Linked DNA regions of Mus musculus: all the other regions are linked to region 4. A link is a loop called in an ENCODE intact Hi-C map of the cell type or tissue named here. Cell type or tissue: left cerebral cortex. All regions are shown on one strand. Region 1 holds the start of Gm36088 (a long non-coding RNA gene). Region 2 holds the start of Gm36745 (a long non-coding RNA gene). Region 3 overlaps Trank1 (tetratricopeptide repeat and ankyrin repeat containing 1). Region 4 holds the start of 4930545L08Rik (RIKEN cDNA 4930545L08 gene). Region 5 has its middle 22 kb from the start of Gm36088.

Region 1 (5,000 bases), 350 kb after region 4:
AAATGTCACCCGCGTTTACTGCTTCGGGGCTGCTGTAACAGAGTGGGTAGAGAGTGTGACTTTTGCCCTACATTCTTAATCTTTCAGTGATCCATCCCCTTCACATGAGATTCTAAATCCTGAAGTATCCACACAAAATTATAAAAATATTAATACATTTTGTGAAGGAAAGCACAGCTGTTCCAACAGAGGCAGAGGCCATAGGTCAACGGACTTCAGAAGAAGAAAAGGGCTGGGGAGATGGCTCAGTGTCTAAGGTGCTTAAAGTGAAGGGTGAGGACCTGAGTTCAAATCCCCCGGAACCCATGTAAAACCCAGACATGGTAGAGCATGTCTGTCACCCCAGTACCCTTAGGGCAAGATGGGAGGTGGAAATAAGAAGATATCTATGGGCGTTCCTGGAGGCCAGCAAGCCTTGGATATGCAGTACACCAGTAAACAACAAAACAGCCTGCATCCAATAAGGTGGAAGGGAGGACTGATACGCAAGATTCCCCTCTGATTCCCAAGTACTCGATGTGGTACCCACACTTACATCATGCACTAACACATCAGACACAAGAAATAAAAGAGGATAAGGAAGAGGAGGAGGGAAACGAGGAAGAAGAGGGTCAGGGAAAGGAAGAAGTGCACTGGAGAACTCAACCAGCATACAGACTCCCTACCCATTGCTTTGCCATAGCCCCTTGGGGCTCCATGAGAGCTCTTCACACACCTGAGCCTTCCAAAGGTAGCAATCCATGACTGGAGTCTTCCTTCTGAGCTGCCCTTGAATAAACCTGACAGGTTCCACTGATCACTGTCTCCATAGTTTTCTGTGGAACCGCAGGGAGCATGGCGTGGTGCCTACATGGGAAGCCTGGACCAAAATAACTGAGACTTGGCAGTGACCGCAGAAGAGATTGAGGCAGGAGAACAAAGTGAACACAGGAATCTAATCTGCTCTGCTCCGTTCTGCTCTGCTCTGTCCGGCTCCCAAGGATCTCAAAAATGAGGGTTTTTAAAAGAGTGCTTCTGATACTGCACAAAATAAAACAGTGGAGGCCGTAGACATAAGCAGTCAGTCAGAATAGAGATGGGTGATACCCACTGTCTACCAACTTTGTAAGGCTAATAACATAGGAATTCAAATGATGTGAATTCATCTAGTAAGAGAACAGCTAGACTTCATAAGAATGTTGGGAGGGGAACAGGAAAGAACAGGAATCTTGGGAGATTCCCAGATAACCAAAGGCCCAAAAATGACAGGCCATTGTGGCACAACCTGGGCATCCCCACACCAGGAGGCTGAAGCCAGCAGACCACAGCAAGTTCAAGACAAGCTTGGGCTACAAAATAAGTCCCAGGCCAGCCTGGGCAACAATGTGATAATAGGTCTTAATTTTTTTTTAAATTTGTACTCATAAAAAAATGAAAATAAACCCCTGGGTATAGGAGTCAATTCAAACACTGGGCAAAATCCCCGACTCTGGGTTTTCAGTAACATTGACTGCTCTAAGTTCCTCCCTCCCTGTGTGTGCTCTCCTTCCCATAGCTTGAGATATTGCAGTACCTCTCACAAATGTGGGGCCTTCTGTCCCTTGAGTCTGGAGTAGCCTTAGAAATTGCATTGGGCTCTAAAGAGGCAAACATGCAAAGAGAGCCTTCCCTCATCCTTATTTACTTACTGAGTTTGAGACCAGCCTGATCAACATACATGAAACCTTGCCTCACCCATACTCTGCTTTTCTTCTCTTTTCTTTTGTAAATTTCACCTGCATTGGCATTTGTCAGCATGTACGTCTGTGTGAGGGTGGCAGATCCTCTGGACCGGAAGCTACAGACAGTTGTAAGATGCCATGTGGGTGTTGGGAATTGAATCTGTGTCCTCTGGTTGAGCAGCCAAGTGCTCTTAACCACTGAGACATCGCCCCAGTCTTGCCTGTGTGCTTTTTAATCCAATCAAACCATCCCAAATAAAGATAATAATAAGGAGAATGACTGGCTTTAATAATTACTAAACAATATAAAAGCAAAATATAGCCTGTATCTACATATCAAATGCATGAGGAAATTGGATAGGAAATACAGAAGATGGGAGGAAGATATACTTTGGGGCAAAATATACCCTGATACTTATTGAATACTAAGCCTGGCCATTTTTGCAATGTGAATATTTACTTTCCGTTTCCTTGGAAGGGAAGAGCCAGTGGAAACATGCTTCCTTTACTTCTATTTATTTTAGGATAATTTGCGTGAATGAAAAACTACCTCACGCTAAAGAGTATTTTCTCTTCCTCATCTGACTTCTGCCCCCCTAACTCATGCATCCTTCATTTTTAGGCCAGGAGACATGATCACTCTCCTAGAAGACTCCAATGAAGACTGGTGGAAAGTAAGTGTTTCAGACTTTAAAAAGAAATAAGAATCCTTTGGTGATGACAGTTACAATAAATGTTGCATTTGCCACTGAACGCCTCCTCTTCCATTTCAGGGAAAGATTCAGGACAGGGTTGGTTTCTTTCCAGCCAACTTTGTTCAGAGAGTAGAAGAGCATGAGAAGATTTATAGGTGTGTTCGAACCTTCATTGGCTGCAAGGACCAGGGGCAGATAACACTGAAAGAGAACCAGGTAAGTAAAGATCACACACACACACACACACACACACACACACACACACACACACACCACAAACAGGGACAAAAGAAGTGTGCCTCTTGAGAAAAGATGATTATAAGCCCAAGGTACAAGGGTAGTTAGAATCCTACATGCAAAACTGACATGCCAGGAACCTTCTGCTTTTATTATTATAATGGAACACCATAACTAAAAGTAAGTTGGTGGGGAGAGTGTTTATTTTAGCTTGGAGTTTCAGACCATGAAAGTCCAGAATGGCTGGGAAGGCTCAGGCATGGCAACAGGCAATGAAAACCTCACAACAGGAAGAGGAAGCTGTCCAATCGCATTTCATTCCAACAAGAGAGACAGGAAGTGGGAATAACCGATAAAGCCTCAAAGCCCGCCCCTAGTGACTCACTCTCTCCAGCAAGGCTCCACCTACTAAAGGTCCTGTATCCTCTCCAAACAGTGCCACCTGCTGGGGACCAGATGTTCAGATACCTGAGCCTGTAGGAAACCTTCCTCATTCAAACCACTACACTCACTCACCCAATGGTATCTGTCAGAGCACTTGCATCTGTAGTCACTGAAGTTAGCAGCTACTCCAGTTTTTACTCTGGGCCGGCCCCCACCAATACGTCATCACCTAAAGAGAAACATGGCATTGTGTGGTGCTGTGTTCCAGGGTTTGGTGTGTTGGCTCCAATCACATGAAGCCCACTCAGATTTCCTTCTCAAGACCCAAGCCTCTATGGGTCTCCTAAAGGACATAATAACATAAGACAGAGACAAAATACAGAGGAAAAAATCAACTCAGGCAGAGACTCTGGACATTTCCCTGTACCTAATCGACACATTCCTGATACCTTCTGCTCTGTTGATTGTCCTGAGCCCTCTGCCTCTATAATGTGCTTAGTCACTTCCTTCTGGACTCCTTACCCAGCCCCTGGAATATAGACAGAAACAAACAGGACAGCACAGCTCAGTTCTGCCCTGCTCCTCTCTGGATGTCTCCCTCCAGCACAGAGAGGGTGTCCTTCTGTCCCTCCAGCACAGCAAGGGTGTCCTTCTGTCCTTCTGTCCTACTTATTTCTTCTCACTGTGCATGCACCGTCTTCAGTGCTGGGCAAAACATGATCGTATCTCCAAGACCGATCTGGATGTGTTAGAGGAGGATGCTGGGAGCCAGAAGTTAGAATTTTCCTTTCTTTCACAATGAAGTCTCACAGATGATTGATTGCCAATATCCAGTTTGGGAAGTCAGAAGTTTGCCTCTTTCTGCATTCTTGGTAACAATATAGTAACTCCAGCATTTCTCAAGGCAATCAATGGATATCTCTAGTTGAGTATGAAATATGAGAAGGCTCAGTCTTCAAGAAATTAAATAATGAAATATGAATTCATAATGTAATACTTGTCTGTCCAACACAGTTGCTCCAAATGTACCTTAGATGGCATTATTTATTATTTTATTGTATGTGTGTGGAGATTGTGCCAGTGTAGATGTCTGAGCACTACATGCATGCCTGATGCTGTAGAGGCCAGGTGGGACACTGAATCCCCTGTGATCTAGAGTTGCTAGTCAACATGTGGGTGCTGAGAATTGAACCTGAGTCCTCTGGAAGAGCAGCCAGTGCTGTTGTCATCTCTCTAGCCATCCTCTCCCATTTTGGGTGGATTACCTTCAAAGACAGTTCTGAAGTCTCACACACACACACACACACACACACACACACACACACACACACAATCAGTCATTACTTTATAATTATAACTGATTTATTGTTCTAAAATAATGTTTTACTCAATTTAATCAACAGTTTTCTTTCCTATATGTGACTCCAAATGACTTTTTCAACTTGACAGATGTCTCCTCACTCTGGACATCTAGTTCACCCCTTGTAATTCCAGCACCCAGGAAACACAGGCAAGAAAATTTCAAGTTCAAAGTCTGTATGTAGTGAGTTAAAAGCTAGGCTGAACTGCATAGCAACCAAGAACCTGTCTCAAAATAGCAAAGGCTTAGGATAGAACTCAGTGATAAAACACAAGGCCCAGAGCTTGCTTTCCAGTGTTTAAAAGAAAGAAGCCCCACACAAAAATAATGATTCTTTTTTTTTCCTTGTAGCTAGTCAATAGAATGTCAAAAAGAAAAAAAAAAAAGAAAGGAAAGGAAAAGAAACATCTAAATAAAAGTACAATGTGAAGAAATGGCTTTTACAAAAAAAAATTGTCTATTACTTTTAAAATCAAGCAAATAAAAATGATTGAAGGTAACATACCAGTAAATCAAAACATAGTTTTCCATATATTTTAACAACAGCAGCAGACGAAGCTGGTGAAATTGGTTTTCTATAAATGCTAGTATGCATCGGCTCCCGAATTTTCATAGTTGCTTCAG
Region 2 (5,000 bases), 1.7 Mb before region 4:
GAGCTGAGCTGGGTCTGGGAAGCTTCCAGCTTCTACGGTGCTTCTGCCGCTGCTGCTGCACTAGCAGGTAGCCTGAACTCTGGGATTTCAGCAAGCTTTGAGCATGCTATTCCAGGTCGGTTAAGTATTTAGCTCAACAGCCACGCTGGAGGTCTCCTCTCACTTTGCCTCACTTTGTTGGAATAGAAGAATCGTGACCCAGAGAAGATAGCGTCTGGGATATGGTGGAACTGGGCTTTCAATATGATCGAATGTTAAAGTTTCTAAAATTTCTCTTTCTTTGGAGTTTATTTATAGGTGCTTTTGTTCCGTCTGTCTACCCATCCGTCTGTTTGTCAGTTGGTCCATCCACCCACCCACCCATCCATGTTTTCCCCTACTTAGCCATTCAGAATTATATGTTTGAGCCTGTGGATGTGGATCAGTTGGTAGAATGCTGGCCTAGTATCCAGAAGCTCTGGGCTAGGTACCCAGCAGCACACAAAGCTGGTGCCTATAATCCCAAACTTGGGAGGTGGAGGAAGGGGGATGAGAAGTGCAAGGTCATCCAAGGTCATCCTTTGGCTAAATAGCAGGTTTGAGATCATCCTGGACTGTTTCTTTGGAGACAAGGCTGGCCTCTAGACCAGGCTGGCCTCAAACTTCTCCCTCTCCCTCTCCCTCTCCCTCTCCCTCTCCCTCTCCCTCTCCCTCTCCCTCTCCCTCTCCCTCTCCCTCTCCCTCTCCCTCTCCCTCTCCCTCTCCCTCTCCCTCTCCCTCTCCCTCTCCCTCTCCCTCTCCCTCTCCCTCTCCCTCTCCCTCTCTCTCTCTCTCTCTCTCTCTCTCTCTCTCTCTCTCTCTTTTATCTTGCCAGTCATAGTGGTATACATCTTTAATCCCAGCACTTGCGAGGGAAAGCAAGACAATCTCTGTGAGTTTGAGGTCAGCTGGTCTGCACAGTGAGTTTCAGGACAGCAAGAACTACACAGAGAAACCCTGTCTCAAAACACCAACAACAAAAATGGGGGGGGAGGGAGAGAGAGAGAGAGAGAGTATATAAAAACTAACTAAATTAAATTGCAAGGTGACAGACTTATATTCTAGGTTCTAGGGATATTGCTGCTGCCGCCTGGTATTTGCATTTTGAGTGAGAGTGAGGTTGAAGGAGAAAGCGTGAAGTGAATGCTGTATTAAAATGTATGAGGCAAATATGATAACCATTACACTGTGGAAACCTCTCCCCATGTGGAGCAGTCATGGGTGCGAGCAGGAGCTGGCCTCTATGTCTAAGAGTCAAAGATAAGATCTGGGAGGAGGGCTGGCATAGTAGTATTGGAACATTCTTAGAGGTGTCATGTTTTCTGTAAGGTGAAATGCCCACAGCTGAAAGGACAGGGTTTGTGGCCATCCAGGGTGGTACCTGCACCACTGTGGTTGACTGTGTGAAGATCCAGACAGTGATCACTAAGATGGTTTCTCATCACCCCAGAAGATGTGCTTCGGAGATGGAAGCAAACCACATTCAAAGTGTTTCTCAGTTAATAGGCTTAGTTCATAGTCACTTCCTGCATCAGGCCATATTCAATGGCAGAAGTACTTACTACTACTCCTAGTGTGTCTGAGCACGTGTGCTGAGGCTCACGACTGGAGGTCAGAGGGCACCATGTGGAGTTGTTTCTATCCTTCCACCTTTATGTGGGACCCAGTGATTGAACTCAGGTCAGGCTTGTACCGAAAGCATCCCCAGTCCCCGACCCTTGCCACTGGGACAGATGTATTTCTGCTGTGCAAACCTTCAGCCTGCCGCTTCAGCAAAACTGATACTGATGTTTGGGTCTAGGGAAAGGGGGAGATGGTGGCCGCAGCTGACAGAATTCAATAGTCTATTGGGTATGGAATAAGAATGGCAACCCCATAGGTGACCACAAGATGGCGACATCTCACAATTTATGTTTCAAGACCTCGCAGCAGGGATTTTTCTTCTGGCCTCTTAGCCTTGTTCTAAAATTGGTTCAAGTTTTCTTTTGAGTTAACAGTGTGATCAGAGCCCTGTGATGAGGCTCTGTGGTGGCTCCCCACCAGGAGCTGAAGAATTCTTGTCTTGTGAATCCAGGAAGGATAGATGAAAGGGTGGGTTCCCCAGGGTTAGGTGAGAACATGAAGGTTAGTGTTCACAGTCCTGTCCTCCCCCCCCCCCCCCCCCCCGTCTGTACCCCCTCCCCCACACTCCCCGTCCCCAGCCACCAACGATGCGCTAGCGCCCTGCACCTGCACACCCACCCCAGACCTTGCAGAGTGTGGAGAAGAAGATACTTAGTTGCTATTTATTTGCTATTCTGCATGAATAGACACATAGCTGGAGGTTTTCTGTTAATACAGCGTCTGTGAGGTGTGTGTGTGTGTGTGTGTGTGTGTGTGTGTGTGTGTGTGTGTGTGTTAGGCGATGGGCTGGAAGGGTTTGAAGGAAGGGTAGGAGAACACTCTAAATGGACGTAGGCTGTGATCTTGCACTAAAAACCTGAGGACCCGGCCAGGTTTTCTGCTTGGTTTTACTGTTTGCCCCTAGGGCTAATTTTAATGGGAACAATTTCACGTCGTCCCTTGTCCTTTGGCCACATCAGCACTTAGGTCACTGTCTTTATTGCAGGGACAGAGGAGAGGTCTCAAAGCATCTAATTGCAAAGGGCAGCAGCCACTTCTACAAGTCAGCATCATTTGTTCAATGCTCTGCAAACCCTGCTTGGCCCAAAGTAGGTCAGGCTGGAGGAAAGCAGTTGGGTGTGTGTGTGTATGAAGCATCGGTTCAGAGGGCTCCGAAGTGAACATTCCTCAGTCGCCTGGTGCCTTGGCCCCAAGGTCTTTTGGGTGCCTGCTCTCACCCTTATATCAAATATGAGCCATCTTTCCTTCCTTCCTTCCTTCCTTCCTTCCTTCCTTCCTTCCTTCCTTTCTTCCTTCCTTCCTTCCTTCCTTCCTTCCTCCCTCCCTCCCTCCCTCCCTCCCTCCCTCCCTCCCTGCCTTCTTCCTTCCTTTCTTTCTTTCTTTCTTTCTTTCTTTCTTTCTTTCTTTCTTTCTTTCTTTCTTTCTTTCATTTGTTCACAAAGCTATTGAAAGCTGTCCTCTCCAGACTCCATCCCAGATTCTGGAGCCCAGGAGAGGGAGAGGACCTCTCAGAATGCTTGGGACATTCTGGGGAACTTGTGAGTCCTCCGAGACATGCCAGCCGGGTGCTAACTTACTCTCTTTTCTCACATACAGAACAGGAATTATTTTGTTCCTAGCAATATTACCAGCCTCACAGGATGACGGTGGGAGAGCATCAAACAGTCTGTGTATACAGCATGCATGGTCAGCATGGGGCCTGGCTGTGGGAGGCAGCTTGTCCTTTGAGCAGGTGCTCAAGGTGGATTTTTGTAGCCAAGGGTGTGAGCTTTTACTATACCCTGCTTCACCAGATGGCACTGGTGTCCTAAACCCAGTGAACCTAACAGACACCCTTCCCTAAGGTGCCCAAGACTGAGTTTGTGAGCTGACAGCATGATGAATTGTTTAAGGGCACAGGCCCTCGAGCTGCCCCGTCCATGGTAAATCCCAGTCGGACAATTACTGACTGCAGGCTTTAAGCCAATTACTTAGGGTCTCAGCGTTTCAGTTTCTAACCTGTAAAATAACAGCAGCTTTCTGAATACAGCAGTTACGAGCACTTAGGCCCTGGAGGGCTGCAGCTGCTTCAACGCTCTGCTGTGGTCATCGCTCCTGTTGTTCCAGCTAACTTGCTAATGGTGCTCCGGCAATAAATTTAACGGCGATTGGACAGTGTGGACCTGTGATCTCACATCTCTGGATGCCGTTTCCTGAACACTAGGCAGGTGGAAAGAGAGCAGGCGGGAGAGGGGGCGGTTACAGGCGGGAGAGCAGGGGTGGGTAGTGGCGGGACTATAACGGTAGGGTTGTGGTGAGGATGAAGGCAAGGTGGTGAGGAACTGGTGGTACCGTTGCTGGGGTGAAGTGTACAGACAGATGAGGTGTTGGTCGTGTGGCGGGGGGTGGGGATGGGGTGGGATCACTTCACTCACAGTCTCAGAGGGCTCGTGCACGTATGACTCTGGTACAGGGCCGCTGGTGAAGCAGTACTTCTCGAGGGTAGGAACCTGTGGAGGAGGCAGCTCGAATTCCCCGAACCTCCCCAAACAGCACAGCCAGGTAAGGACCAAACACTCAACATGTGAGCCCCCTTTAGGGCACATTTTAAAGTCAGAGCAAAACAGGCGATGGAGGTGGTAGGTGGTCAGCTGGTTTGGTGTGGTCCGTGGGATAACAGTAGGGTGTTGGTGGAGGAGGGATAATGAGGGACTGGTGCTGGCAGGAGGAAGGATGGGATAGCTGTTGCTGGAGCTGTGGGGAGGTAGTGTGGGGTCGGGCACTGGCAGGGTCGGGAGGTAAGACACGCCTTCTCTCAGCTCTGTGACCAGCACCACAGGTCGCCTTCAGGAACTGACATGACTCCAGCCCCTCAGGATGCCAACTGTTTTCTTGGAGGTCCTGGTGTGTTGGCAACTATACCAGTTTCTGATCATTGCCTAATAAATTGCCTCATTCATTTATGGACGTTTTACTAAAGTAATTGATCAAGTAATATATTTTTTATTTTCTGGCTTTGTGTGTGTGTGTGCATGCATATGTGTGCTCATGTGGAGACACAGGGTTAATGTCGGGATTCATCCTGTATCTCACTTCCTTCTTACTCATTGAGGCAGGCCTCTTAATCAAACCCAGAGCTCACCGATATGGCTAGTCTCAGTAGCCAGCTTGCTCTGAGGGTCCCGTCTCTGCCTTCTGAGGGTGGAATTTCAGGCTGACTATCACACCTCTCCTACATTTCTGTGGATTTAGGGGGACCCAAACTCCAGTACTCATGCTCGTATGAAAAGTGCTTTAGCCAGTGGGTCATCTTTGCAGCCCTGTTACATTTATACAATTTAAAAATATTTATTTTATGTGTATGGATATTTTGCCTGGAT
Region 3 (5,000 bases), 560 kb after region 4:
TCCAGGCTCCGCCCCACAGTTACCTGGCAACAGCCAGGTGTGCCTGACTTGCTGCTTGCCCCCTCCTCTCTCTCTCTTGCTTTCTTGCTCTTTGCTCTGTCCACCCCCTCCCTATTCCCCCTCCCCCCTCTCTCTCCACATGCTCATGGCGCTCTCTCTCTCTCTCTCTCTCTCTCTCTCTCTCTCTCTCTCTCCCCTACCCTCTCAACTCCCCTCCCCATGCCCTTAATAGACTCTACTCTATGCCTCAGAATGGGCCCACAGAGGCACCCCCATCCCCCACACCTGACTACACATCCACCAAACATATTCTCTCTCCTTATCTTTTTATAAAACCCAACACATACCCCAAGTTTTTAAATGCTAAACTTTAACTGTTTAGACCCTAAAACCTTCCATAATTATCTAAGGTTTACCATCTAAAGTTCTTTTAGGATAGTTTCCTGATTTGCTCAGAAAGAAAAAAAAAGAAGCATTCAATTTTACAATAGCCTAAACCTCAGCCAGTATCTACAGAAGAGACAAATGACTGCAGCATATAAAAATTATTTCAGCACCAGCTTTTATTGATAGCACTACAAAAACTTTAAGGCACATGAGCAAAACAGCTTTCATGAGCCCAAAGTCAAAGTGAAGGCCCATCAATGTCAGGGGCGCACAGAATGCTTAAGAGACCAGAGGAAGTCCAGGCAGAGTTATATTATCTGCTATGCCTTCTCCACACACCTGGATAGGAGAGAAGGAAGGATAGAGGGGAGAGAGATAGAGGCCTCTGAACCTAATTTCTTTCCTTTTGTTTATCCTTTGAGCCTACAACTACACCGAAACCAACAGTTTCCTACCAGGCTGACGGGAGTTTGCCACTTCTCCCTGCGCAGTGCCTTTAAAAAGCCTTTCAGAAAGATCATTCTTCCCACAGGAAAATTAGGTTAGCATAAAAGTCACAGAAAAATTAACAGGAAAAAAAAAAAAAAAAAAACAAGCCAAGCCATGATTGCAGGATATAGACTAGTTAAGAAGGCAGCTGCAGACTGGAAAACCTTCAGCTTGTGAGGCAGGGGTCATAAAATGTTATAAACAACACAGAGGTTTAGAAGGGCCATTCTAAATGTGACAAATGGTGTCCCTGAATGAAGGCTGCAGGTGTTTTTTTATTACGTAAAATTTCTGTTCCTTTTTTTCAAAAGTTCCATAAGCTTAGTATGAAACAAAAGAAACATCAGAAAACAAAATTGTTTGTATGCTGTAATCAAAGATTTTTTTTAAAAAGATGACTATTGGCTTAAACATAAGCAAGAAAGGCAAAATGAAAATATACCAAAGAATAATTAACAACACATTGGTGTTGGTACACAAAATTCCATTTTTGCAAATTTTCTACAGTGATCATATTTAGTAAATAAAAATAAAAATATTTGAAATCAAAATTAAAAAGAACTTCTGAAATTGCAATCGAGCTCAGAATTTGTCAAAAATAGACACAAATCATTTAAAAAAGAGACTTCAGTTTTACCCAAAGTCTACACTCAAGGTATAAAAGACAAAACTAATAAGTTTTATTACACACAGTTTACTCAAGCTAACATATCAGTACCAATTTATAAAAGAAAAAGAAAACCAATACCTACACATAGAATAAAAGACTAAATGACCAGTTCCCAGACACATCAAGTTTTCCTGGTAGGCGAATCCATGGGAAATTAGTATTTGCTTTCTACATTTCATGAATTTTCTTTAAAATACTAGTTTACAAAAAAAGAGGAAACATATCTGACATCCTAGAACCACAGCCTGAGGCTGCACTCACTGACAAGGGGCAGTCTCCTGGCAAAAAACAGCCAGCTCCCCTTCAGAGCTGGACCCGGAGCTCATTAGGCAAAGCCTAGGGTGGGTATGAGACCACAGGCAGCAGCAGATAAAGGCTCCTGGTCCTAAGAAAAGGCCTAGCAGCAGCAACCAGAGCACATGGACATGATGCCATCTGGTGGTGACCATCAAGAGCTGTCAAAGACAATTTTACAATCTTGATTGACCAAGATTAAAGCTTTATTGCTCAAAATGGCATTCCCTGGTGAGAGGTGAGAAATGCCGAATCTAGTGTCCCTCTTAACTTCCCAAACCGAAATTTGCATGCACATATGTGCATATAAACATTGAGAAGTATCGGTCTTGAGAACAGTAGAAATATTCAGCAAAATCATGTGTTTCTCACTTGATGCCAAAGACCACACTATCCAGAGAGATCAGTCCCACCAGCAGTGAATGGTGTCCACAACGTACAGAAACAGTAAATGGAGAAAGCGCTGTCAGTCCTGTTCTGTACGCGTGTTCATTCTTCCCGGTGCAAAACCAACAAGCCCTGTCCATCGGATCAGTGCTAAGCTCAGGACCACACGTGTAAAAACTCATCGGATCAGTGCTGAGCTCAGGACCACATGTGTAAAAACTCATCGGATCACACAGCAGACTGATCAAGATGGATTCATGAGCCCACAGGGCGGATTCTCCACAAACTAGTACTTTTACTTGTCCTCTCAGTTGATGACAATGTGGAGGTAGAGCCCACACAAGCAAAGTTAGATTCATCTTCACGCCAGTACCCCAACACCCTTTTCCTTGGCTTCTTCATCTTCTCAACTACTGTTTGGATATAAAGGCCTCTTGAAGGGCTAAAATTTAAAAGTAGTCAGATACAGTGACCATTAGTTTACCTATATAAATACATAAACCATATACATTAATAGCCATATGTGACTAATGGCTATCATGAGACTAGAGACACAGAACAGTCCATCTCCTCAGACATCACATTACATGGAGCTGATTTTAAATAAAAAACTATTCCGTTCTCGTTATAGTTTTTTAAATTGTACAACGGGAAAAATCTTAAAAACAAAATAGATGTAGGCAACTCCAGGCAGCTATATACCTTCAAAGGGACCGTGTGGTACGCCATCCTACTCAGAATTGCATTCAAGGACAAACTTGTAGGACACTTTGATAAATACAGGAGAACTCAATTTACAATCCCTTCCTGCCACTAACTTCTTTTCTTGCTTGATTAGATCCTTTTATATTTTCACTTTTAATTCTGCGTTTCTCTATTGTCGTTCTTTCACTATTTCATCATAGCAAGAAATACCACTTCTGCACAATCAGTACTGAGAGCTGGGTCCAGTGAGAGCTGGGACCAACTGAGAACTAGACTCTGCATCGGACTGCAAGCACTGCTACCAGGCTCCCTGGGGAGACGGCTAGCAGTCCTGGAATACTCTGCATTCCTCTTCTGCATGCTTTCCTGCCAGTGAGTACAACTTCACCCTGATGAGCACAATGAAGACAAGCATAGAGTCCACTGAGCCTAGTCTCTTGGTTCCAAAACCAGCTACTTAATTAATGTCAGAGAAGAGCAGGAGGAAGGCTGTCTCAGAGTTAGGGTATGGCTCAGAGGTAGAGCACTACTTAGCAAGGATAAGGCTCTGGGTTCCAACCCCAGCATCACGAAAAATAAATAAAGCCTGAATCAGATAAAATGCTTTTAGGGTTAGATGATGTTAAAAGGCTCCATTAAAAAACTATATTTGAGCTATTCTAAGAATTAAGACAAGAATTAATAATATTTTGTAAACATGTCAGCCACTTCAATCTACTAACAGTTCTTTTAAGTTTTCCTAAAACTTCAAAATTCATAGGCAAAGCAACCTCTTTTGTTACTTTAGATTTCTAAAATTGTGAAGGCCATTCTGAAACTGAGATTATATAAACAAGCTATCAGAAAGCATGTCACAATTGTTGGTTAATTACACTGCCCTACAGAGGGAGAAAAATCTCAATTTCTTAAAACATGAATACATTTAAAAAAAACCTGGTCTATCACAGTCTGAAGGGTGGGCATCCATGGGAAGGAGGGAGGATTGAGATGCCACAAATGTTTCCCTCTTCTTATTATCATGACCTCAAGAACACAACAGAAGGGACTTTAAATTAGTAAGTAAAAGTTAAAACAATCTCCCCAACAACAACAAAAAAAATTGCCTTATGGAAGCTGAAGAGCTAGGCCAGGGGGTTAAAAATACTTAATGTTCTCCAAGAGTACCCAGGTTTGATTCCCATCTCCAACACATCAGCTCACAGTCACCTGTAACTCCAGTTCAAGGGGATCTGACACCCTTGTCTAGACTCTTGGGGTACTACATATACATGGTGCACTTACACCCCTGTAGGTAAAACACTCACACCCATAAAACAAAATAATAAATAAATCTTTCAAAAACCTCATTAAACTCTGCCAATTCCAAAATCCTGAGATGACATCAGACTGTCTCCCAAGGTGGCCTTCATTTACCCGTACAAGGGAGAGGATGGGTCTTTCTGAGGAATTTAAATACCTTGGGGATACAAACAGTAACCATTTCATCTAGTCTTCCATTTACAAACATAAGTGGCAGAAGAATGGGGAGATAGTTAAGAGAAAACAATAGCATCAGGGAGAAGCAGGAAAAAGAAGAGCAAAATCTCAAAAGGAACAGAAATCATCCCGGGTGGGGGAGATATCCTCGAATGTAACCCAAGATGAGGTAGATGAGAACAAAGATCCACTACAGTAAGAAGCATGCTGGAGAGAAGGTTCAGCTTCTAAAAGCACTGGCTGCCCTGCTAGAGAACCTGGGCTCAATCCCAGCACCCACAAGGCAGCTCACAACCATGTGTAGCTCTGGTTTCTGTGGATCTAATACTCTCTTCTGGCCTCTGAGAGCAGCAGGCACGCCGAGGTGCAATGATATGCATGCATGTAAAACAGTCATACACATCAAATAAAATTTCTCAAGAAAAAAAAATAATCAAAACAAGAAAGAATTCTTAGAAATTAAAATCATGGTTTTCCAAATCTTAAATTGTAGCAGTAAGCAATGGGGATTATAACAGGAAAAGCTGAAAAAATTAAGTATATGCATGTGAGAGGGAAGTAGATAAACTACAACTGGCAAATTTAGCCAATG
Region 4 (5,000 bases):
GGGACCAGCAGGAACACCAGGAGAAGTTCTCAGCTGTGCCTCTTTCAGGGAAAGGATGATCACTGAAGATGCAAGACCTACAGCATTGACAGCTAGCTGTACCGGCAAACCAAGCTCTCTGTTTTCATCACTCCATGGAGTCCTACTTATACCCTCCAAACATCAGGTGTCCTCCACGTGCCTTGCATGTGCATTCAATGAGCCCAAGTCCGGGGAAGCAGCAAGAAACTGCAGTACACCGCCAGAAGATTGTGGTCATTTCTCTCTATGGCATCCTGACAAACGCAGTTCAACTGCTCATTGTAAGGCAGAACAATAAACGTGTGTCATTAGCACAGCATCTTTCATCACGTTTCCTTTCACATGCTTGTTTGAGCAGCACATCCTCTCTCCTGTGTCTGCTTCAGCAAAATGTTCCTTCATGTGTTTTCTCAAACAAAACACCATCCAGCCGATTTTACAAAGAACCCTTACATTTCCACTTCACTCACAGGCACACAGTAAATAATACATGTAAAAAGATTTCTAAACCAATTTTTTTTTCAAAATATACTACACAAATAAAAAATAGGATAGCTACACACATCAGCTTCCCTAAACAGATGTCTGCATTGCAGTATGAGGGCCAACATAAGGCAGCCTTAGCTGATTCCAGACTAAATAACTTGTTACTGGCACAGATACAAAGCCCCGATCTCTGTGGCTTACGATGATAATTTTTGAGAGTGGTAATTCAACTCAAGATACCAGCATGATTGTGAAATGAAGCTATCTTCTCTGTTGGATATTTCACACGAATTGTGCTTTAAACTTGAACTCTTGTTAGTCACACACTCAGATGCAATTCTCTCAGGCTACCCAACAAAATTCTATGCCATCATCTTAAGGAGTGATGATAACAATACAGTAGCGTGCCCACTGCTTCTGTCAACTGGGGATTCCGAAGGCTAAATCACCTTTACAAATTATTCCTTTTAATTATACTATTCTAAAAATGTAGTCTTATTAATGGGCGTTCTTATGGTCACAATACATGACATGCCTCCAAGGTCAGATACGGTTTTGGCCACCAAAGTACATACCTTTCTTACCTGTGAAATAACTGGAATCTAGGGGGGAATTTTAGCACCTTGAGGCCACTTCTGCAGTTGCTGTAAAGCACTAAAACTAAGCCCAGCTCTTCAGATTTCCAGTGCAGCGCATTTTGACTCACATTACAGGGTGCCTTGTATAATTATAGCTGCAAAGGTGGTGTGTGAGTAAAGACTGCTGAGAAAGCCAGGGATCAGAAGAAAATAAGACACACACCCCCCCCCCCCCACACACACACACATTGGGTTGTTGTCAAGAATGCTTACCCCAGGCTGGAGAGATGGATCAGCCATTAAAGGCTAGGCTCACAACCAAAAATATAAGAAGGGTTTCCCTCCAATCAATCACATTAAAGAGATGTGTGTGGTACTAGAGACCCCACCTTCTGTATTTAGTGGGTCTTCTAAACCTACGCCTCTTTCATTTCCCCCTCCTCTAGCCTCCCTTTGCAAACAGAAGTGGAGCACAGTGTGTGGGGGTGGCAAGGGGGGGTCCATGGGGCTGAAACCAATGCTGGAGAATTTTACAGTCAAGCTGACTGAATGGGTTCCCTGTATGAGCCAGGGACGAAGCTGTTTGCTAATTTGAGAGTGTTCAATATCGATGCTATTCCAACTCGTTTATCTTATAAAGCCGGGAGAATGGCTTTTAGATGCTTTTCCTGGGGCACAGAATTGAATTCTCTAACTGACCTTGTAAAATTGTCTCAAAAAAAAAAAAAAAAAAAAAAAAGAAGAAGAAGAAGCTGGCCAGTTTTTCTTTTCCTCTCCTTTACTGTGGGTTAAACATGCAGAAACTGTGTTTCATTTGAGGTTTTTCTCTCGGTTATCATCACCCTCCACAATGCAAATGCGTTTGCATTTGGGCAAAATGACCCAAAAGAACCAAGACTATCTTGAGGAAAGCTATGTCCAAGTGGCGGAAGCTCTGGAACACACAGCACACAAGGCACAACGAGCGACAGCAGGTGGCGCTCTCCACCAGCTCCAGCGCCGGCGCCTCAAGCACAGCTCAGCATCCTGCACTGGACCAGATGAAAACAGGGTCCTGATGTATGGGATGTCTATGGTAGGAAGTTCCAAGCAGGGGAGGGTTGGTACTTACAGACTTGCATCGCGAGTTTGAAACGTTAAAAATATTGAGACGGAAGCTCTGAGTTCCTGAACTGGAGATTCCAGGATGAACTTGGGCGACTCACTAAGAAGCAACTATGGGGCAGGCCACCCACCATGCCCTGCACTTGCAGGTGTGTGTACACATGCCTGTGAAGGCACACCCATGGAAATGGAAAGTGCTGACTTTCTCTGCTACTCACAGTTAACAGCCTCACTTGGAATTTCTGTCTGCGCAGCTTCCATTCAAACTCTTCTAACTGCCTGTGGGCTTGCAGAGGCTCCAGGATACCCACCCACTCTTGCCTGTTCCCTGGCTCTTCTCTTTCAGGTAAATAACCGCCATTTTGTTTCTCCGTCTTGTTCCAGGTGGGTGCTTGTCTTCCATTTTCCCTTTTTATTCTTTTTAACCAATAGAAAACTGTTTTAATTTAATTTAACTTTATTTATTTTCTTTGCCCTAGGGTTTAACCACAGGGAGACTAATGAGTTCTTACAATCTACCAACCCCCAACAAAAAGTGTTTTATTGGTTAACTCCCTTACAATGTTATAGAGGGAAATGAATTTTAGGCATTACTCTTTGTGTCAAAAATATTAAGAAATATATAGCATAGAGTTGTTGGTTGGTACTTTTTTTTTCTGAATTGTGTGTATGGGAGGGGGGTATCTCTGTGAACAACCTAGCCTTGAACTCATTAAATGGATGAGACTGGCTTTGAACTCCTAATCATCTCAATTTTGTCTCCTGAATGCTAAGACTGAAGACTTGCACCACCACACGGACTAATTGGGTTCTTATTGGGTTCTTGTTTTGTTTCATTTCTTCTTCTTCTTCTTCTTCTTTTTCTTCTTTTTATTTTTTTTTTTTATTTTTTTTTTTTTTGGTTGGTTTGTTTGGTTTGGCTTGGTTTGGATCGGTTTTTGCATTTCTTCCACATACATAGAATTACCCTCTCCAGCAAAACACCTTACATCAAACATGAGGTACCTCGAGCATTAGGGACTCCCAGTAGACAACTGGAGTCTCAGGAATGACCTTCACTTGCTCATTTCAAAATTATGTCTCTGATTTCTCTCAGATTCTTAAAAATATATCCCCTGTGGACAGATGACTCCATCTCTAGCGGTGCTCATGGAAGCTCACCTGCCTGCCTTTGAGTTTGTGAAATAGGATGCTACTTTCTTTCCTTTAGAGACCAAACACGAAGCCCTCTTCTCTTTGCAGCCTCCAGAGGGCAGTGTTCCCCTTTTATTCATCCCGGCTTAGGGCGGTCTGAAGCAGTTGCTTGGGGTCTTGTTTAAACAGCAGCAGAAGGGGAATGGCCAACGACGACAAAGGCGCATCGGTTTACAGCGCCAGAAAGATGCTTACATGCTTATACAGTGTCATAGTTCCCCTTGATTGCTCAGAAGATGAGAACTCTGCAATGTAAAACTGAGTCAAAGCCTCCTACAAAGAAGACTGATAGTGATCTGAAGTTTGTGTGTGAAGTGGGAGGCGGTGGGGAGAGGGATTCCCCTGTCCCTGGATCAGCACTGGCACGGGATGATGTGAGACAAAAAGAAATGTAGCCTGGATTCTGAAGGATACATAGGAGAGCTTTGGGCTGACAAGAGGAGAAGGAAAAATCTACCCGTGGATAGAAGAAGGGTCATGCCAGCCACCAGAGGGAAGCCTGGAGACAGAAGATGCCCTGCCAGGGGGTTGGCCTTGCAGGGTGCGCGGGGTCACGTGGGAGACACTGTGGAGGGTACCTCAGAGGCTGGCCTTTGCTAACGGATAGCCTTGTGGCAGCGAAGGCAAGATGCCTGCTTTGTTGACTTTCTCCCAAATTTCTGTGTCCAGAGGAAACTGTACACTACCACTCCCCTGTAGTTGTTCCTGATTCTTGGAGTGCTGAGGAGGGCATTTTGATTGGAGTCTGGATGGGGAATTTAAGGTCAATACAGTATGTGTACACCCATCGCCCTCTGTGTGGAGGAAGTGCTCCATGCTTCAGTGGTTAAGAGCACTTGCTGCTCTGGCAGAGGACCAGCGTGATGTTCCCAGCACCCACATCCGGCAATTCACAATTGCATGTAATTCCGACCGCTAGTCATTCTACTTTCTCTTCTGGCCTCCCTGGGTACCTACATGGGCCTGTAGACTGACTCTCTCTCTCTCTCTCTCTCTCTCTCTCTCTCTCTCTCTCTCTCTCACACACACACACACACACACACACTGAAATAAACCTTTAAGGGTTAAAAAAAAAACCCAAGTGTTTTGTGTCTTAGGAACATGTGTCACCATGTTCCTGCTCTGATGAGAAGCCCCACTTGCAGTGACTGTCACGACAGCTCCCGTAGATGGCGGCCTATAATGGATTGGATTCCATTATATAATGTAGTGGATTACATTATAACTTGGATTATCTTTGGTCACAACTAAGTTGTATAAAACACCAGTAAAAAGTTGCTAGTTTTAGGAGGTCCTTGTGGAAAAGGTGTTACTATTGTGCTTTAGATCCTATGGAAATATGAGCTAGTTTCTGCTTAATCTCTGAAGAGAGTGCTTACATGTGGGGTTCATTTCCAACTCAATAGAAAAATTAAGGGTTTTTGTTGTTGTTTTGGAAATACAAAAGGTTCTTTTCTATGTGACAAGGTGATCTATAATGACTTTTCTCCAGCTTCATAAAAGTGGTGATAACAGGCCACAACGTCTCCATTCTCCTTGGTTGTAGTCTTGGTTCCTCCATACTTCATTTAGGCTTTCACATCACTGTACAAGAGTTTCTGTCAAAACTCAGTGTAT
Region 5 (5,000 bases), 370 kb after region 4:
GTTTGCATGTCAGGAACCCTTAATCTCAAGTTGTGGGTGGTGTCCAAGTAAAGTAGAGAGAGTAAGTCTGTGCCTGAAATTAACCCCGAGACTTCTTATGCTGGTACCCCATTAGAAACAGCAAATAAAAACCCAGTGCCCTAACAGGTGGCCCTAAGGTGGTGGCCGATGGGATTCCTGTGCTCAGCGTGGTTGTATAAATTCGCAGGTCATTTCCTCAACTATAAATCAGCAAGACCCAAGGGTTGGTACGGGGTGTCAGATATGAAGATCTCGGTATAGGTTCTGGCTTTTGATAATTACTGTGCATGAGGGCATGAAGTTGTCTCCTCCTGAACCATTTACCCATGATGATCCATTATCATTTCTTGACTGTCTATGCTCTGCCAAGGTAGGATGTCCTATCTTGCCCTGCTTCATAAATTCTGATGTTGCTAGTCCCTCTGTCACTAGATTATGAGCAATGTACGAGAAAGAACTGACCTTTGTCATAGTTTCAGGAATACACATTTGTGTGTAAGATAGTTGACTCTTTTTTCCTTATACCCAGCACAATCCTCTCTAGAGAGAGGAAGTGTTCAACAAACCGTAACATTTTCCATCAAAATGAATATGTATCCAAAGCAGAAGTACCAGCCAGCCTGGGTCTCTTTGTTCTTTGAAAATCCAGAGAAAGATATTTGGGAGTTTCAAGTTCTTTATACAAACAAGTATAAAAACCTTTGTCACAATTTCTAGAAAGATCCAAAGACTATGTTCTGATTTGCCTCACTGAGCCTATGACCTTGAAAGCTGTTTCTGACTCGGGCTAGAGGCAAAATTCTGTCACTTCAACATTGTTTACAAGAAATCCACCCTATAAATCATGTGCTGGGCTTAGAAGAATTGACCCGATGAGGTCAACAGAGAAGTCCAGGGGGAATCTTAGCTGGGCTGTCCACCATTTCCCTGAGCCTTCCTCCCTGCTCCCCTCTGCTCTCCCTAACCCTCCCCCTACCAGCCCCCAAGGAACCCATCTTCTTCCAGAAATTCTTCCTCCTGTCCTCAGCAGATCAAAGAGCTCAGTAAGCCCGGGGGGGGGGGGGGGCCTTTGAGAACTCTTCCCCTCTGTAAAAAAACCTCATGAATTTTAATACATTATAATTAATAATTATGATTAATGAATTATTGAATATAAATTATGTAAATACAATTTTTAGTTACAAACCAAGAGCTTTTACTCGGAATGATGATAGGAGAAGCCCTAAGGGTTTATACCTCTAGTCCCTAGTCCTGGCAGTTGCAGAAAACAGACCCCTGTCTGTGGCATGAGCTTTACGGTCCCTGGTGAGGGCACCATGGGAAGCCACCCAGGACGTCATCTCCCAAGTGAAACCATGTCAGCCTCCTAAACCTGATTCTAAGATTCTCAGCACTTTCCCCGCTCGAGGACCAGTCAGTGTGAGTGGAGCCGTATCTATTGGCTCCCTAAACTCATCCTTTCGTGCTGGACATGGAATTGTTTCTAGGTGTTCTCTGGACTTCGTGCATGCATACATGTGAACACGTGGACGTGCACACATGACTTCTATTGGGTTTCCGATTTGAAAACTGATAGCTATAGAAAATAGATTACTTTTGGAAAACCCCAAACTGACAGGCTAGAAAAGAAACAATCAGAAATTCTTAGTGAGTTTCACTCTCAGAAATAAAAGGGCGGGGGGGGGGGCTTGTTGTGATGCTCAGCAAGTAAGAGTGATCCCCACTCTTTCAGGGACCAGAGTTTGGTTCCTAGAACCCGTGTCAGGGTATTCACAACCTCCTGTGACTCCAGCTCCTAAGAGATCGATCCATTGTCTCTGGCTCCACAGTGACCAGCACTGGTGTGCACATTCCCACACACAAACACATAATGAAAAATAAATCTTTTTAAATGAAAAATGGGAAGCAGGCACAGAACCTCAAAACGTTCCTCACATGAGAGCGACTGACAGTGCTTCCGGTTTCTCTTCACTATCCCTATTGCGTCAGCTCCTTGCGGCTTCCACCATGGAAGGTCTCTGGCCTTCTTCCCTTCACGGGAATTCAGCTCTGATTGCCTTCCCTCCATCCTTCCAAAAAGCATAGTGTGTGTGATGAATACAAGAACAGTGACAACAGTATTTGCTCCTGGGTAAGTCTAGATCCACTATTAATCTAGACATGTATTCTAAAATACAACACCTGTAAATGACATAGTCCGTGAAAGATTATTTTATCATTTTAGTAACACTGGGTATCATCCAGAGAACTGTAGTCAACACCCCAAAGAGACACTCTCACATCCGTGTTTGCTGCAGCAGCGCCTCCCAGTGGTCGGAACTGTAACTGCAGGTTGTCATATTAAGTCGAACTCGGGAAGACAAACAGTACATTTTCTCTCCTTTGTGGATCATAGATGTATAGATACGTGAGTTCATGCACCAACATATGACACGAAGGTTGAAGTAGCCTATGGATGTGAATTAGGCTAACAGGCAGAGAAAGGGAAAGAAAGGGAGGCGAGGGAAGACATGGGAGGTGGTATCCTCAGAGTTCATCATATGCCCATATGAAAATATCCTTATATCAACCAGTACCGTGTGCAATGTGTTTATACTAATCTTGTCAAGTTTTCCTGTTGTTCTTCCAGAATATTATCTTCCTACTAGGAAGCTACTTGTCTCATAGCTTTTGACCACGAGGCTTCTGTCTTTTCATGTTTCAGAATTTTCATCATCCATTTAGAATGCGAATGGTTAATGTTTCTTGCAAACCAGAAAGAGTGCACTGGTCGCCTCTGACTCTCCCCTTCACTGCTCTGGAACCTGAGGGTAAAGCAGAGGAACCAAGACTTAGCCCACGCCCCTATCGACTGGTCGCCGCCTCCCTCAGGGGCTATGGGCAAAATTCTTTATGCTTATATGGTCCCTATGTCTGCGACTCTCAAAGCATTTTTTTTTTCAGAGATTAAATCAGGACTCTCATATGACCCTGGTTAATAAATGTCAAGCCTTCTATGTGAAAGCTCAGAATATCCTTTTGGGGAAGGTGGCTGACAGCCTTATCTTCCACGCAAATAAACTGAGGCATGGCGAAATGCTTCAGAATTGCTGCCGAGGCGCCCCTCCTTACGTGCGCACGCGTGGTTCATATGAAGGCCAGGGGTTCACAGGGGCACAGATAGCGTATGCAGGGATCCCCAGAGGCACAGATGGGGTTCTTGGGGACAATACCTACTAGTTCCAGTATTTGCCTAACACGGCTGTGCAGGTTATGGGATATGGGGGTGGGGGGAGGTGCTGAGACAGAGGTTGCCTTAATTGGAGAAAGCATCAGCGTCAACGAGATCGGTTCATAACACCGTGCAATATGGAATCCAATACGAGCCTACACACTTCCTGCCTGCGGTCAAGTCCCCACGGCCACCACAAACCTGTGCCAGGGAGCAGGGCGCAAAGAGAGGCTGAGAAATAGCTCTGTGCCCTGGCAGGGGCAGAGACCTTTCATCCGCATTTGAAGAAGAGCCTGACCAGCCTGTCAGCTTCACATGGTGTGAAAGACTGTGGGAGGTGCAGGGACTAGGCGGAGACCTTGGCTGCGTTTCAGAGGATCAGCTCCCAAGACCCATAGCAGCTGAATCACAACTTCACAACCCCTATAACTCCAACTCCAGGGCATCTGATGCCCTTTTCTGGCCACCTCAGGCATCTACACATAGGTTCATTTACACACACACACATACACACCACACCACACCACACCACACCACACCACACCACACCACACCACACACACACACCACACACACACATACCTCCCATATTACAAACAACACACACACACCACTCACACCACAACACACACACGCACACACATACACCACTTACATACCATACACACCACACACAACACTCACACCACACACACATACATACACATACCACAACTAAAACCTAAAATAAATTTTTGCAGTAAAAGGTTTCAGAGCAGCCCTTGAGCCCACACCTCATCAGACTCTGGGCACTGCCACCTCTCTGTTCCTGCTTTCCTCAGACCAAAACTTTCCACCTCTTTCTCCTCCTAATATGACCATGACAGTAGGTGACATTTATTATCAGACACTACACAATCAGTGTCTAACATGCTATGGCTTTGCAGGCCTGGCCCATGAGGACCTAACCTGGAACAGTATCTCGAGATTTCCTGGCTCCGGGTCTGGTTAGCTCACAGAGAAAGCTCATGTGGGAATTGAATTGCAGAAAGGACGCAGCTCCCATTCTCTCAGTGCTCTGAAAATTGGGAGAGGTACATGGCACCTAGGAGCTGGCGCTGTGTGTCCCTCAGTCCCGTGTACCTCTCACCATTAGCTTCTGCACACATAAATGTGACTCAGCTCTGCATGTGAGCACTGAGCTGAGCTTACAGGTAAAACATGCAGGACCCCCTCTGACCCTCAGGAGTTCCCACTGTCCTCACACCCCACCCAGCCGACCTGCCTGGCTATTGGAGTGCTGAATTACCTTTTAAAAATACTGTATTTCTCTCTCTCTCTCTCTCTCTCTCTCTCTATATATATATATATATATATATGTGTGTGTGTGTGTGTGTGTGTGTGTGTGTGTGTGTGTGTGTGTGTGTGTAAGAGGGAGGTAGAGGGAGGAAGGAGAACCAAACAGGACCGTGTGTGTCAGCGTATGCATGTGGATGACAGATGAGAAACTCAGGTGACCTTTGTTTATGTTAAACTGCCTGGCCTGAGGCCTGCTATGGATTCTCCAGTCTCTGCCTTCCATCTCTTCTTTGGAGACCTAGGATTACAGATGAATGCTACAGAGGATTCTGGGAATCCCAACTCAGATCCCACACTAGCACCACACTCAGAGCACTTTATGCACTGAGCCATCTCTCCAGCCTGACACACCCATTTCTTTAGGGCACTGCTCTCAGCCTCTTCTGCAAAGCCAGACTCTGCCATCTCCCACTGGGAGCATCCAGGTTTC

What was found. A loop is a pair of places that touch in the nucleus more often than their neighbours do. Peaks named below come from ENCODE experiments on the same cell type or tissue, not always from the same donor. Only the 100,000 strongest peaks of a DNase experiment are listed, where the experiment ranks them.
Region 1: it touches region 4 in a loop (4-fold over the local background); 16 of 42 quality-filtered maps call a loop at or near these places.
Region 2: a loop joins it to region 4, with 6 times the contacts of the local background. A loop is called at or near these places in 3 of 42 quality-filtered maps.
Region 3: it touches region 4 in a loop (6-fold over the local background); 7 of 42 quality-filtered maps call a loop at or near these places.
Region 5: it touches region 4 in a loop (3-fold over the local background); 26 of 42 quality-filtered maps call a loop at or near these places.

What each region holds. Positions count from the first base shown.
Region 1 is chr9:111,569,875-111,574,874 of GRCm38, reverse strand. It overlaps Stac (src homology three (SH3) and cysteine rich domain), which reads left to right. Exons shown (of 11, transcript NM_016853.3): 9 at 2,323-2,374; 10 at 2,474-2,611. Gm36088 (a long non-coding RNA gene) reads right to left here and starts at 965. Exons shown (of 3, transcript XR_379898.3): 1 at 716-965; 2 at 1-32. In left cerebral cortex, a CTCF peak has its summit at 3,094 (motif pointing left); DNase peaks (open chromatin) are centred at 861 and 3,100.
Region 2 is chr9:113,642,615-113,647,614 of GRCm38, reverse strand. It overlaps Gm36745 (a long non-coding RNA gene), which reads left to right and starts at 4,007. Exons shown (of 5, transcript XR_379913.3): 1 at 4,007-4,182. In left cerebral cortex, a CTCF peak has its summit at 1,907 (motif pointing right); DNase peaks (open chromatin) are centred at 1,939, 2,623, 3,351, 3,796 and 4 more places; H3K27ac peaks cover 1,931 bases.
Region 3 is chr9:111,353,513-111,358,512 of GRCm38, reverse strand. All of the region lies in intron 8 of Trank1 (tetratricopeptide repeat and ankyrin repeat containing 1), which reads right to left. Among named protein-coding and RNA genes, the nearest start is that of Trank1, 44 kb to the right of the region's middle. In left cerebral cortex, a CTCF peak has its summit at 1,985 (motif pointing left); a DNase peak (open chromatin) is centred at 1,959.
Region 4 is chr9:111,915,824-111,920,823 of GRCm38, reverse strand. It overlaps 4930545L08Rik (RIKEN cDNA 4930545L08 gene), which reads left to right and starts at 2,095. Exons shown (of 2, transcript NR_166641.1): 1 at 2,095-2,535. In left cerebral cortex, CTCF peaks have their summits at 2,056 (motif pointing right) and 3,437 (motif pointing right); DNase peaks (open chromatin) are centred at 2,064 and 3,455.
Region 5 is chr9:111,548,981-111,553,980 of GRCm38, reverse strand. No RefSeq gene overlaps it. Among named protein-coding and RNA genes, the nearest start is that of Gm36088, 22 kb to the left of the region's middle. In left cerebral cortex, a CTCF peak has its summit at 2,329 (motif pointing left); a DNase peak (open chromatin) is centred at 2,330.